Linked DNA regions of Homo sapiens: region 2 is linked to region 1. Evidence: chromatin loops called from intact Hi-C (ENCODE). Cell type or tissue: heart right ventricle. All regions are shown on one strand. Links, peaks and the distances in the headings refer to the core of each region. The heading gives the core; the rest is flanking DNA.

Region 1 (6,687 bases), core at 725-5,724:
ATTAATGAAATAAAGCGAGAAGACAAGGTTAGAGAAAAAAGAGTAAAAAGAAACGAACAAAGCCTCCAAGAAATATGGGACTATGTGGAAAGACCAAATCTATGTTTGATTGGTGTACCTGAAAGTGACGGGGAGAATGGAACCAAGTTTGAAAATACTCTTCAGGATATTATCCAGGAGAACTTCCGCAATCTAGCAAGGAAGGCCAACATTCAAATTTAGGAAATACAGAGAACACCACAAAGATACTCCTTGACAAGAGCAACCCCAAGACACATAATTTTCAGATTCAGCAAGGTAGAAATGAAGGAAAAAATATTAAGGGCAGCCAGAGAGAAAGGTCGGGTTACCCACAAAGGGAAGCCCATCAGACTAACAGTGGATCTCTCGGCAGAAACCCTACAAGCCAGAAGAGAATGGGGGCCAATATTCAACATTCTTAAAGAAAAAATTTTCAACCCAGAATTTCATATCCAGCCAAACTAAGCTTCATAAGTGAAGGAGAAATAAAATCCTTTACAGACAAGCAAATCCTGAGAGATTTTGTCACCACCAGGCCTGCCTTACAAGAGCTCCTGAAGGAAGCACTAAACATGGAAAGGAACAACTGGTACCAACCACTGCAAAAACATGCTAAATTGTAAAGACCATCGATGCTAGGAAGAAACTGCATCAATTAACGGGCAAAATAACCAGCTAACATCATAATGACAGGATCAAATTAACACATAACAATATTAACCTTAAATGTAAATGGGCTAAATGCCACAATTAAAAGACACAGACTGGCAAATCGGATAAAGAGTCAAGACCCATCAGTGCACTGTATTCAGGAGACCCATCTCACGTGCAGAGACACACATAGGCTCAAAATAAAGGGATGGAGGAAGATCTACCAAGCAAATGGAAAGCAAAAAAAAAGCAGGGTTTGCAATCCTAGTCTCTGCTAAAACAGACTTTAAACCAACAAAGATCAAAAGAGACAAAGAAGGCCATTACACAATCGTAAAGGGATCAATTCAACAAGAAGAGCTAACTATCCTAAATATATATGCACCCAATACAGGAGCACCCAGATTCATAAAGCAAGTCCTTAGAGACCTACAAGGAGACTTAGACTCCCACACAATAATAATGGGAGACTTTAATACCCCACTGTCAATATTAGACAGATCAATGAGACAGAGGTTAACAAGGATATCCAGGACTTGAACTCAGCTCTTCACCAAGTGGACCTAACAGGCATCTACAGAACTCTCCACCCCAAATCAACAGAATATACATTCTTCTCAGCACCGCATCACACTTATTCTAAAATTGACCACATAGTTGGAAGTAAAGCACTCCTCAGCAAATGTAAAAGAACAGAAATCACAACAAACTCTCTCAGGCCACAGTGCAATCAGATTAGAACTCAAATTAAGAAACTCACTCAAAACTGCACAACTACATGGAAACTGAACAACCTGCTTCTGAATGACTACTGGGTGAATAACGAAATGAAGGCAGAAATAAAGATGTTCTTTGAAACCAATGAGAAAAAAGACACAACATACCAGAATCTCTGGGACACATTTAAAGCAGTGTGTAGAGGGAAATCTATAGCACTAAATGCCCACAAGAGAAAGCAGGAAAGATCTAAAATTGACACCCTAACATCACAATTAAAAGAACTGGAGAAGCAAGAGCAAACAAATTCAAAAGCTAGCAGAAGGCAAGAAATAACTAAGATCAGAGAAGAACTGAAGGAGATAGAGACACAAAAAACCCTTCAAAAAATCAATGAATCCAGGAGCTGGTTTTTTGAAAAGATCAACAAAATTGATAGACTGCTAGCAAGACTAACATAGAAGAAAAGAGAGAAGAATCAAGCAGATGCAATAAAAAACGATAAAGGGGATATCACCACCGATCCCACAGAAATGTGAACTACCATCAGAGAATGCTATAAACACCTCTACACAAATAAACTAGAAAATCTAGAAGAAATGGATAAATTACTGGACACATACACCTTCCCAAGACTAAACCAGGAAGAAGTTGAATCCTTGAATAGACCAATAACAGGCTCTGAAATTGAGGCAATAATTAATAGCCTACCAACTGAAAAAAGTCGAGGACCAGACGGATTTATAGACAAATTCTACTAGAGGTCCAAAGAGGAGCTGGTACCATTCCTTCTGAAACTATTCCAATCAATAGAAAAAGAAGGAATCCTGCCTAACTAATTTTATGAGGCCAGCACCATCCTGATACCAAAGCCTGGAAGAGACAAAAAAAGAGAATTTTAGACCAATATCCCTGATGAACATCGATGTGAAAATCCTCAATAAAATACTGGCAAACTGAATCCAGCAGCACATCGAAAAGCTTATCCACCACGATCAAGTCGGCTTCATCCCTGGGATGCAAGGCTGGTTCAACATAAGCAAATCAATAAACGTAATCCATCACATAAACAGAACCAATGACAAAAACCACATGACTATCTCAATAGATGCAGAAAAGGCCTTTGACAAAATTCCCCAGGCCTTCATGTGATAAACTCTCAACAAACTAGGTATTGATGGAACGTATGTCAAAATAATAAGAGCTATTTGTGACAAACCCACAACCAATATCATACTAAATGGGGAAAAACTGGAAGCAATCCCTTTGAAAACCAGTACAAGACAGGGATGCCCTCTCTCACCACTCCTATTCAACATAGTGTTGGAAGTTCTGGCCAGGGCAATCAGGCAAGAGAAAGAAATCAAGGGTATTCAATTAGCAAACGAGGAAGTCAAATTGTCCCTGTTTGCAGATGACATGATTGTATATTTAGAAAACCCCATCGTCTCAGCCCAAAATCTCCTTAAGCTGATAAGCAACTTCAGCAAAGTCTCAAGATACAAAATCAGTGTGCAAAAATCACAAGCATTCCTATACACCAATTACAGACAAACAGAGAGCCAAATCAGTGTAAAAATAATGAACTCAGTCTTAAAAATGAAGGGTTGGCATCATCTTTCTCTTGAGAATTGTTTGGCTTCACAGAGTCACATCATTGTTGATGAGCTGGAATAAATGCATGTTTTCCATTTGACTACTGCTTCCATCTTTCTGGGTGGAGTACAAATTCTCTGTTTTATGCTAGATGAGAGCAATGGTGAATAGTCTTACAACAAAGAACACAGTTTTAAAATGGAAAAGGAAAGCGCTATTTGAACGATAGTCAGTCCTTTTGCATAAATTGTTAATGTTGGTCAAATTGCAAAGGACTTCTTTTCCTTAGCCAGTTCTGGAGGCAGGAACTTTAAAAAGCACCAGAGGGCACTATTCTCACGTGAAAGCCAACTAAAAACCGAAGCTTCTTTTGAGTTTACTATAAGAGAGTGCCTTTCACATTTAAACAAGACCAGTATTAGTCTCTAGCCTTTTGGCATCTGTGATTGTGTAATCACTTGTCCTGAGATGTCACAAGGTTTATAGGATTAATAAACTAGACCCCTACCAACTTGCTCTATGGCTATCGCAAGTGTATCAGTCTTACTTTACACCAGGATGGATGTGGAAGAAGGAGAGAGGATGCAAGCAATAGTACTCATGTGAAAGGATTGTGAGGATTTATTCTTGGCTTTGTTTAACCTGAGTACCTGAATGGTGACATTGGTCAGATTCATACCTGAGTATTTACTTACAATTTAGATAAAGCCTTTGTTCCTTAGGTATTTAGGTATGTCAAACTTACACAGGGTGGTGATGACAAGAGATGGCTCAGAGGTCTCTTGCCTGTCTCCAAAATCCACCCTACCACCCCATATTATCTAGGTAAAGGTGGTTTCTTTGCTATACAACTTTAAGACAAATTCCCTGGCTGTCCCAATAAGTTGCCCCGTTTAACTCCTTTATAGAAATTCTAGAGCCATGACTGCTTGCTGGTTGGTTTTCCAGAGAATTTTCTCTAATAATCCAATTCATTTCCCATACAAAGGCATAAACTCTGTATTCACTTCCTCATTGCTTCAAGGTTTAGAAAAATCCACGAGGAAATCACAAGGGCAGTAGTCATCTATATCAAGTGCTGCTATATATATAAAAGATTAATAAAAATCAGGGACAAAAAGATCCATGGTAATGTATCAAAGAGCTATCTATTTAGGCTCCCTTTTAGATGGCATTCAGTCTGCAGATTCTCTCAGAATGGAGAAGCTTGTCATGTTTGGCCCTGTCAGAAGCAGCCAGTTAATCAGCTGTAACATGAGACTTTGACAGAACCAACTGCACAGTGGTAGCTTGTACTGTGAGTGCATTGTCCTCTCACCCACACTCTGCAATACTGCCCCATTGTAAACAAGATGTCTGGCTTAAATGGGATATCCTCTAAAAGTATTTAGGCTAAAACAGAAGCTGACATCATACGGGAAAGCTGCGTTCCCTCTGTTTGTATTTCTAACTTCCTATACTATTCCCAGAGAATTCCAGTGGATGTTGCTTAATAATGATAACAATGGATTACATACAGGTTGGCAAAGGGGGCAAAATTATTAGATCATCCAGTCAATTGGTCTTTCCAGCAAAGGGCAGAATCTCCAGATAGGGAATCTAACACTTCATTTAAGGCAACGGGCCAAGTAGTAGGAACCACACTGACTTTGTTGTCTTCTCTGCAATACTGCCAGAGCATTGAATCTATTTTAGTTGGCTGTACTTGTGCCCTACTTAATTCCTTAAACACGAGCTTCCAACACAGTGTTGCTCTTTCCTTTGGAGATAACCAGTGGAGTAAATGCTATCTGGTGGAAGGCAATTAACTCTTGTAAATGATGCCTGTGCAAAACCCAAGGTCTTGTTACCACTGAGAACACCTTGACAAGACAAGGCCAACACAGGAGAAAAGTCCTAAAGAGTCGTCCTGTGGAGAGTCTCTCACCTTTGCTGTGTACTGTATTGTATAAAACCTGGCTCAGAAAGGGCTATTGTTTCAGGCTTATTTATTCACCTGATGGAATTTATTCAATAGCACAGCTGAAACACTTCGTTTCTCACCTCTGGGTTTTGGTCTTTATAATAACCTTATTCCTGGATATATTTTCTTCTTATGTTCAAATATATGGCTAATTCAAATTCTCAAAGTGGATTTTATAATATCTGGGAGTAAGACACAAATTATCCAGAATGGGTGCTGGATACCTACTTCACTTTGGTCTTTGTTGTCAAGAAACCAGAAGTCTCAATCTAGCACTTTATTCTTACAGTGACTCATACTTTTGGACCGGTGTTAGGACCCAGTCTCTCTGACTCTCTCTCTTTGGGAATTGTGTACGGTAAAAACCATGTAGGCCTGAAGCTTTCAGTGGCCTCTTCCCTTGTCTATAAAAGACATTATTGAGTAAAACCCACATATGTCACTAGATCTAGTCATATCTTTGTACCCTTGATTAATACAATGTAAGATAGTACCAAACTATGGGCCAGATACGGTGGTTCATGCCTGTAATCCCAGCACTTTGGGAGGCAAAGGCAGGCAGATCACCTGAGGTCAGGAGTTCAAGAACAGCCTGGCCAACCATGGCCACCACGGTGAAACCCCGTCTCTACTAAAAATACATACATTAGCCAGGCACGGTAGCAGGCGCCTGTAATCCCAGCTACTTGAGAGGCTGAGGCAAGAGGATCACTTGAACCCGGGAGGCGGAGGTTGCAGTGAGCCGAGATCATGCCACTGTACTCCAGCCTGGGTGACAGAGGGAGACTCCATCTGAAAAAAAAAAAAGAAAAAAAGATAGTACCAAACTATGGACTAGAGAGAAGGACAGAGAACCCCAGAAAGAGAGCAACAGACAAACAGTAGAGTGGTTATAAAGAAGCTGTGTTCAAACTTATGAGGAGTATGACTTACTTCACAGAGTACTTGATGAATTGGTTGAAGCCTTTGCTGGGTTACATCTGTTACTCTTTAGCGTTTCTTGGGGAACTAAGGAAGTGCCAGGACACTGGGAAAAGAGCCAGCATAAAATGGTTGTGTAATAAAAGGGTAAAAGGTTTAGTTCTGAAAATTAAAGACCTCTAAGCTCAACTTTTATAGCAAGGGAAAAAAATTGTCACACTGAATAAATAATGGGAATAGAACAAGATACTGACTTCACATGAACAACATTTCCCGTCAGACTAATCTAACAATTTAATCTATTGACAAAGGATAGGTAAATTGTATCTGTGGATTAGAGCTGGGACCAGAGGTATCTGGGAGCACAGATACAGAGCTAAGCCTAAGAAACCATGGCAAGACTGGAGTCTCAAAGCAGGAACAAAGGAGGTAGAGGTCAGAGATGGGGACAGACCTGGAACCAGGGGCCTAATGCCCAGATAATAAGATGATGTAGGGGTCAGGCGCGGTGGCTCAAACCTGTAATCCCAGCACTTTGGGAGGCCAAGGCAGGTGGATCACTTGCAGCCAGGGGTTCGAGACCAGCCTGGCCAACATGGTAAAACCCCGTGTCTACCAAAAAAAATTTTTTAAAAATTAGCCTGGTGTGATGGTGCTCACCTGTAATTCCAGCTACTGGGGAGGCTGAGGCAGGAGAATCGCTTGAACCTGGGAGGTGGAGGTTGCAGTGAGCCGAGATCATGCCACTGCACTACAGCCTGGGCAACAGAGTAAGGCTCCATCTCAAAAAAAAAATATATCATCTAGGATTTTGTGCC
Region 2 (6,687 bases), core at 1,022-6,021, 380 kb before region 1:
GGAGCGGTAGACTGGAGCTGTTCCTATTTGGCCATCTTGGAACCGCCCCACTCAGATATTTTTATTTATAAATATTTTCTCTAATTCTATAAGTTGTCTTTTTAATTTCTTGATATCATCCTTTAATGCAAGAAGCATTTTAGTTTTGAGAATGTCCAACTTATCTATTTTTTCTTTTGTTGCTCATACTTTCAGGGTTATATCCAAATCCAGAGTAATGAAGATTTACCCCTATGTTGTCTTCTAAGACTTTCGTGGTTTCAGCTCTTATATTTAGATTGTTGATCCATTTTGAGTTAATGTTTTTATACGATGTGGGGTTGGGGTCACACTTCATTCTTTTGCATGTGAAAATCCAGCTGTCCCAACACCATTTGCTGAAAAGACTGCTGTTTTTCCATTGACTGGACTTGGCACCCTAGTCAAAAATCATTTGGCCATAGAAATACAGGTTTCCACTTGGACCCTAAATTCTACTCCATTGGTCTATGTGTGTCTATCTTTATACCAGTACCACACTGTTTTGATTACTGTAGCTTTATAGTAACTTTTGAAATCAGGAAGTGTGAGCCTCTGACTTTGTTATTTATTTTCAAGATTGTTTTGCCTATCTAGGGTTCCTCATAATTCCATATGTATCAGCTTTTCCAGATTGCTTTGGTAGTATTGGCATCTTAACAGCGTTAAGTTGGCCTACCCAGGAACATGGGATGCCTTTCCATTCATTTAGGTCTTCTTTAATTTCTTTCAGCAATGTTTTGTAGTTTTCAGTGTACAAGTCTTTTACCTCCTTGATTAAATTTTTGTTTTGTTTTGCTTTATAGCACTTTTTTGTCTTGTTTTTAATTGACAAATAAAAATTGTATATATTTACAGTGTACAACATGATATTTTGAAATATGTGTGCCTTGTGGAATGACTAAACCTAGCTAATTAGCATATGTATTACCTCACCTATTTATAATTACTTTTGTAACGAGAAATCTTAAAATCTACTCTTTTGTGATTTTCAAGTAAACAATACATTGTTATTAACTATAGTTTTCATGTTGCACATCTCCTTGGTTAAATTTCTTCCTAGATATTTTATTCACCTTCTCCTTTGAGTTGGCTTGAAATCTTCCCCATTGTGCTTTACTACCCCATAAGACGTCCATAGTACATAGATTAGTGCCTAGCACATAGCAGACACTGAACAAAGGCTAATTGAACATAAGAATCTCCAAAATGATAGGATCTTATAACTTGACAAAAACAGTCATACAAATTCCATTCTTCTATAGACAAGGAAATGATGTTCAGAGAGATTAAGTTGCTTCCCCAAATAGCACTGCTAGCTAGGGGTAGAGCCAGACATTCACATCTCCCGAGAGTTTTCTGTGGATCAAAACGTAATCATTATATGCCACGATTCTGTCTGCTGGAGTAAATAAATTGGTGTGTTTATAAACTTGAGTGCTTGTCTTTGAGGATGGAGATTTTTAAGTGTCTGTTTCTCTATTTTCTGAAATGAATCTTAAAGGATTGGTGTACCTACAAAACTACAAAACTAGTTTCACATAGCTGAGTTAACAGTTATCAACAATTATAACAGATATATATCAATGAGGGTATCATATATAGAAGTCTCTATAGGTGTGTGTGTGTGTGTGTGTGTGTGTGTGTGTGTGTGTGTGTGTGTCTGTGTAGCAGGTAAGATGGCTGAGTGTTTTGGGAATGAATTAATCCACTAGAGTTTTCCATGGTGAGAACAGATGATCTTCCACTAGGCTTTAACTCCTAAATAATTTGTTTCATTATAGAATTATTTCCATTTAGAGAAAGAAGGGAAAAGAGAAGAACTGTGTCCCTGTTTACAAACTGGGGAATTCCTAATACGCTGCTTAAAAAAAAAAAACATATTTATTAGCTTTTAGGCTGACTCCCAAAGTAAGGGTAAATCAACCCGGGGCAGTGTTTAGCCTTGTTTTATTTCAGTCCTTTTCCATGCAGCTGGTCAGTCTCCAGTAATTCTCTTACCTGTCGTGACACAGCCTTCTCTCAGAACCTCCCAAAGGTGTTTGGTAATCATTGGTCTGGATATTGTCTCTGAGCCAATGATGTGAGACCAGAAACTCTCTGTTCCTGGACTTGGAGAGTTGCAGAGGGGAATTTTTAGTGCCTATCCAATATTCTTTTTTCTCCTATCCTTACTAACATCTCCCCCATTTTGTGTGTGTGTGTTTGAGGGGGAGCTATAATGTGCTCAGGAAAAACAAATCAACTACTACAAATCAAACAAACAAAAACTACATTTCTAATTCTCCTTTGCAGCTAGAGGTTGTCATTGAACCCAGGTATAAGCAAAAGTTTTTGGATGGGGCTTTCAGGAAAGACCTTTAAAATGGAGCTGACAGTTAACAAGTGCCTTTTACCCTTTGTACTCTGCCCTTCTTCTTGACTGGATTATAGCCATGACACACTGGAGGTAGAGCAACCCTCCTGTAATCACAGGCACCTGTGAGGGAGAGGTTAAGATGTCATGGAGATATCAACATGGTCTGTCTTCACTGCTGAGCCAATGCCCGCTACCACCTACCTCTGAAATTTTTGTTACACAAGAAAAGCCCCAAATTTGTTTAGGGGAATCTCCTTCACCAGTAGCTCAATTCAATTCTTAATTAATGTAAGAGCTTAAAGAGCTCCCTGAGATAATTTGAGTCAATGAACTCCTATATATCTTATTGGCAAATTAGACAAATTTAGAGTATATGTTATGGAAAAATTCTGAGAAGCCAAGAAAATGGTGGTGATATAAATCTGAGTTTGAACATACTCTCTCCCAAAACAATAAAGAAGATCAAATGAAACTACATAAAACCCATGTCTTCTACATAACTAGAAGACATGAAATGTCCAAATTTCAAATTAACTGTAAATAGAAAAATAAACACCAAACCCCAGCAAGTTGCCTCCTCCACTCCTAATACAAGCCCTTCAGGAACCAACAAAGTCAGCTGGAGAAAATCCGTGCAGAGTAGACAAGAGGGAAGCTAGTGGTGGACCTTAGATTGATCTGAAACAACCACCAGAGAGAGAACGTCGGCGCTAAGTTTGAAAATACTGAAAAGCACACTGGTAGATCAGGCTACTTACTACTGGGAAGGGACTTAACCATATGTGCTGCATGCGAGGAGATGGTCTTGTCCCACTTTTTGTGAGAGGAGATGGTCTTGGAAGGATAAGTAAGGCATCCTGGTAAAAAGGGTCAAAGGGACCCTCTTTTAGAGGCGAGCTCTGGAAATCTTGCAGTGAGAGGGAAATTGAAGAACCTGCAAGAATCTCTTCCCTTGCAAAACTGAAGGTAGCCCAGCCCCTTCTCCCATCATTCCCCTTCCAAATAATAATAATAAATAATAATAATAAGTTCAATTTTAAAAAAGAAAGAAAAAGAAGTTATACTTTGCCACACTGACAGAAGAGGGCGCTCTTGACCTAGGAATTTTGCAACCACCCCAACCCTTCCAGCCCTGTCCACAGAAAGGCGGATCAAAGTCTTCATCTAAGCAAAATCACCAGAATAAAAAGAACCCAAGCAATTCAACTGAGAAAAATTCCTCCCCCAAATAATGGCAAAGTGGAAGAAAACTAACACAACACTGAACTGAATTCAACGTCCTCAAGCACTTGGGAACATGGAAAAACACTTCAAATTACACATTCAGAAACTAGGTACAGAAACAGACATAAAAAAAGAAGAAATAAAATAAAAGTTGATTGAACTCAGGAAAGAAATAGAAGAAAGAATAGAAAAGCCATTATAAGCATTCCTATAAGATTTTAGATAAACTGAACTAAGACATTTTACACACGCGCACACACACACCACACATGCACACTATCCTTCAAGTTACATTTGAACAATTTCTTCACCATGTAGCTTTTGGGGGTTCATCCCAATTGGATATTTTGAGACATGCAATAAATGGTTCTGCTATTATTGCTATAATCACCATTACAGGTAACTGATTGGATGAGGACAGCAAGCGAGGGGAGGGAGTCTCGAGTAAAATGTCTGAGGCAAGATAATAGTTTGTCCAACTCCAGTGTTCACCTAGGCCAATGACTTTACAGATGAGATTCAGGGAGGTTACATAATGACCCAAGCTTCCCCAGAGCCAGTTAGTGACAGAAAGCACAAGGCAGAAAGCCTCCCTCTCCTTCTCTCTCCCCTTTTCCTCCTCTTACTTCAGAGGACAATGAGTGCCTCCTCCACCCTCCAGCAACCTCAGACCCTGTCACCTCACCCCTCAGCAGGATTCCCTCTTTTATATTCACTCTCCCCTTTTCTTCCGACCAATTCTTCCAGGCAGATACTCTCTGTCACCCTCATCCTGTAAAGCAAATACTCCAAACCACCTTCCCTTGATTCTGTCACTGCTGATTTTTCTCTTATCCTTAAACTTTTTTTTTCTTTTCTTTTTTTTTTCTTTTTTTTTTTTTTTTTTGAGATGGAGTCTCACTCTGTCGCCCAGCCTGGAGTGCAAAGGCGCAATCTCCGCTCACTGGAAGCTTCGCCTCCCAGGTTCACGCCATTCTCCTGCCTCAGCCTCCCAAGTAGCTGGGACTACAGGCACTCGCCACCACGCCCGGCTAATTTTTTGTATTTTTGCTAGAGACGGGGTTTCACCATGTTAGCCAGGATGGTCTTGATCTCCTGACCTTGTGATCCGCCCGCCTCAGCCTCCCAAAGTGCTGGGATTACAGGCCTGAGCCACCACACCCAGCCATCCTTAAACTTTTAAAAGAACTTGATACCAACCGTCGGCTCTCCCTCTCAACTCACTCCTGAAATTCTTGCAATCTGTTTTCCCCCATTCTCTCCTGAGCCCACGTGCTCGGAAACTGCTGGTCACTAGCTTCTAGACACTCCTATCCCTTGTTTTCTTGGACGCACAGCCCATTTTCTCTAGTCAATTCCCCATCTACTCATTTTCTTCCTCCCTCTTAAATGTATGCATTCCCTAAAGCTCTCCACTGCCTTTTCTTTTTGCCTGCACAGCTGCAGACTGCAAATATACATTTCCATACCTATCTGTTTCTCAGGTGTCTTTCCCTTATTGTCTTCTAGACATCATCCCTGGAATCCAGGAGGCTACCTGGAGCTCAACATGTCTAAAACTGAACTCCACACCCTCTATTCAGTTCTGTACTCACTCTTGAGCTCCAACTCAGAGTCCTTGATCTATTTTTTTGTGTTCTGTACCAAATCACCCATAAATTCTACTCAAAGCATTTATTGAGTATCTGATATGTGCAGGCACTGGATATGGGCCTGGGAGTATGAGATGAGTAAGACTTGTACTTACAGACTCAGTGGAAAGTCCTGTCCAATCAACACATACAACTTTCTTTCCACATTCACTGTCATCATTTTCATTTCCATGGTCACCCTCCTAGAGCAAGCCAGCTTTACCTCTGTTCTAGACTGGTAAAGCAGCCCCTTAAGAGATTTCTCTGGAACCAGCCTGGTTGAATGGAGTTGATCTCTGCTTTTATGCATTTTGTAGTTTAATACATCTACTTCTGTTTCCATTTTTCCATCTACTTGGAATATCCTCCACTGATCTTCCTATGTCACATCTGATCTGTCCTTTAATGCCTATCTCAAATTCTGGGCCTGCTTTGATATTTTGCCTGGTTTCCTGAGCTGGGAGTTGTGACTTCTTTCTCGGAACTCATGCAGACTTGTCTTCTGCACCTATGCTTTACCAGTTGTCCCTCTTGTTCAAGCTCATGGCACCATCAGTTAGGATTAGAATGTAAAAACCAGCTTTATATGATTAAAAAAAAACAGATCCATGATCAACTTCAAAAGAAATTATTTGTTCATTAGCTTACTATTTGTGTTACACCTTTTTATACCTTTTCTCTTGGAGGTTTGATAAACTAAACTACCAGAGAAGCTGAATATTCTAGTGTTACTAGATTTTGCTTAGCGCAAATAATGTGATTTCAAGAACTTCACATGAGGTCTTTTCAGCTTCATCATCTAGAAAATAGAAAAGTTATATTAAATGTACTTCACATCCTCTTTCAGATCTACCATTCTATAATTAAGGTGTCTCAAGGATTTGACTGTGTGGGAAACTCTGTTGATAGACTAATTTAACACCCATTCCCAGCTCCTCTCCTGTCCTCAGCTTCACTACAAAAGTTGGGAAAGCTGAATATTCACTTTACTATCCTTCTTTGCAGCTAGTGGCAGCCATGTAATCTCATGTATCTCATTCTGGCCAATGAGATATAAGCAGAACTCTATAAAGGAGAATTCTGGGAAGCTGTCATCACTCCTGTATTGGCAGAATTCTAAGATGGCCCCCGGGTATGTGTGTCCTATATAGTCCCCTTCCCTTGAGTATGGCAGAACCATGGGATATCACCCCCATCATTAGGTTACTAATCAGTTGACTTTGAGTCAATCAAAAGGGAAATTATCCTGGGTGGGCCTAACAGAATCTGGTGAGCCTTTGAAAAGAGAGATGATTTTCTATTGGCCTCCAGGAAGAAAGCAAGCAGCTATCTTTCCAATTGCCTTGAAGCAGCCTCTAGGAGCTCAGGGTCTTAGCCCTAGGAACTGAATTCTACCAACCACCAGTGAGCTTGAAAGAGTACCCTGAAGGCTGGGTGCGGTGGCTCAGGCCTGTA

What was found. Peaks named below come from ENCODE experiments on the same cell type or tissue, not always from the same donor. Only the 100,000 strongest peaks of a DNase experiment are listed, where the experiment ranks them.
Region 2: it touches region 1 in a loop (4-fold over the local background); 24 of 110 quality-filtered maps call a loop at or near these places.

The regions. Positions count from the first base shown.
Region 1 is chr2:191,161,986-191,168,672 of GRCh38, forward strand. No RefSeq gene overlaps it. Among named protein-coding and RNA genes, the nearest start is that of STAT4, 14 kb to the left of the region's middle. In heart right ventricle, for the core only: CTCF peaks have their summits at 3,285 (motif pointing right) and 3,492; no DNase peak of the experiment used is centred there; H3K27ac peaks cover 2,185 bases.
Region 2 is chr2:190,778,353-190,785,039 of GRCh38, forward strand. No RefSeq gene overlaps it. Among named protein-coding and RNA genes, the nearest start is that of GLS, 99 kb to the right of the region's middle. RefSeq lists a cis regulatory region at 3,312-3,675. In heart right ventricle, for the core only: a CTCF peak has its summit at 3,459 (motif pointing right); a DNase peak (open chromatin) is centred at 3,477; H3K27me3 peaks cover 306 bases.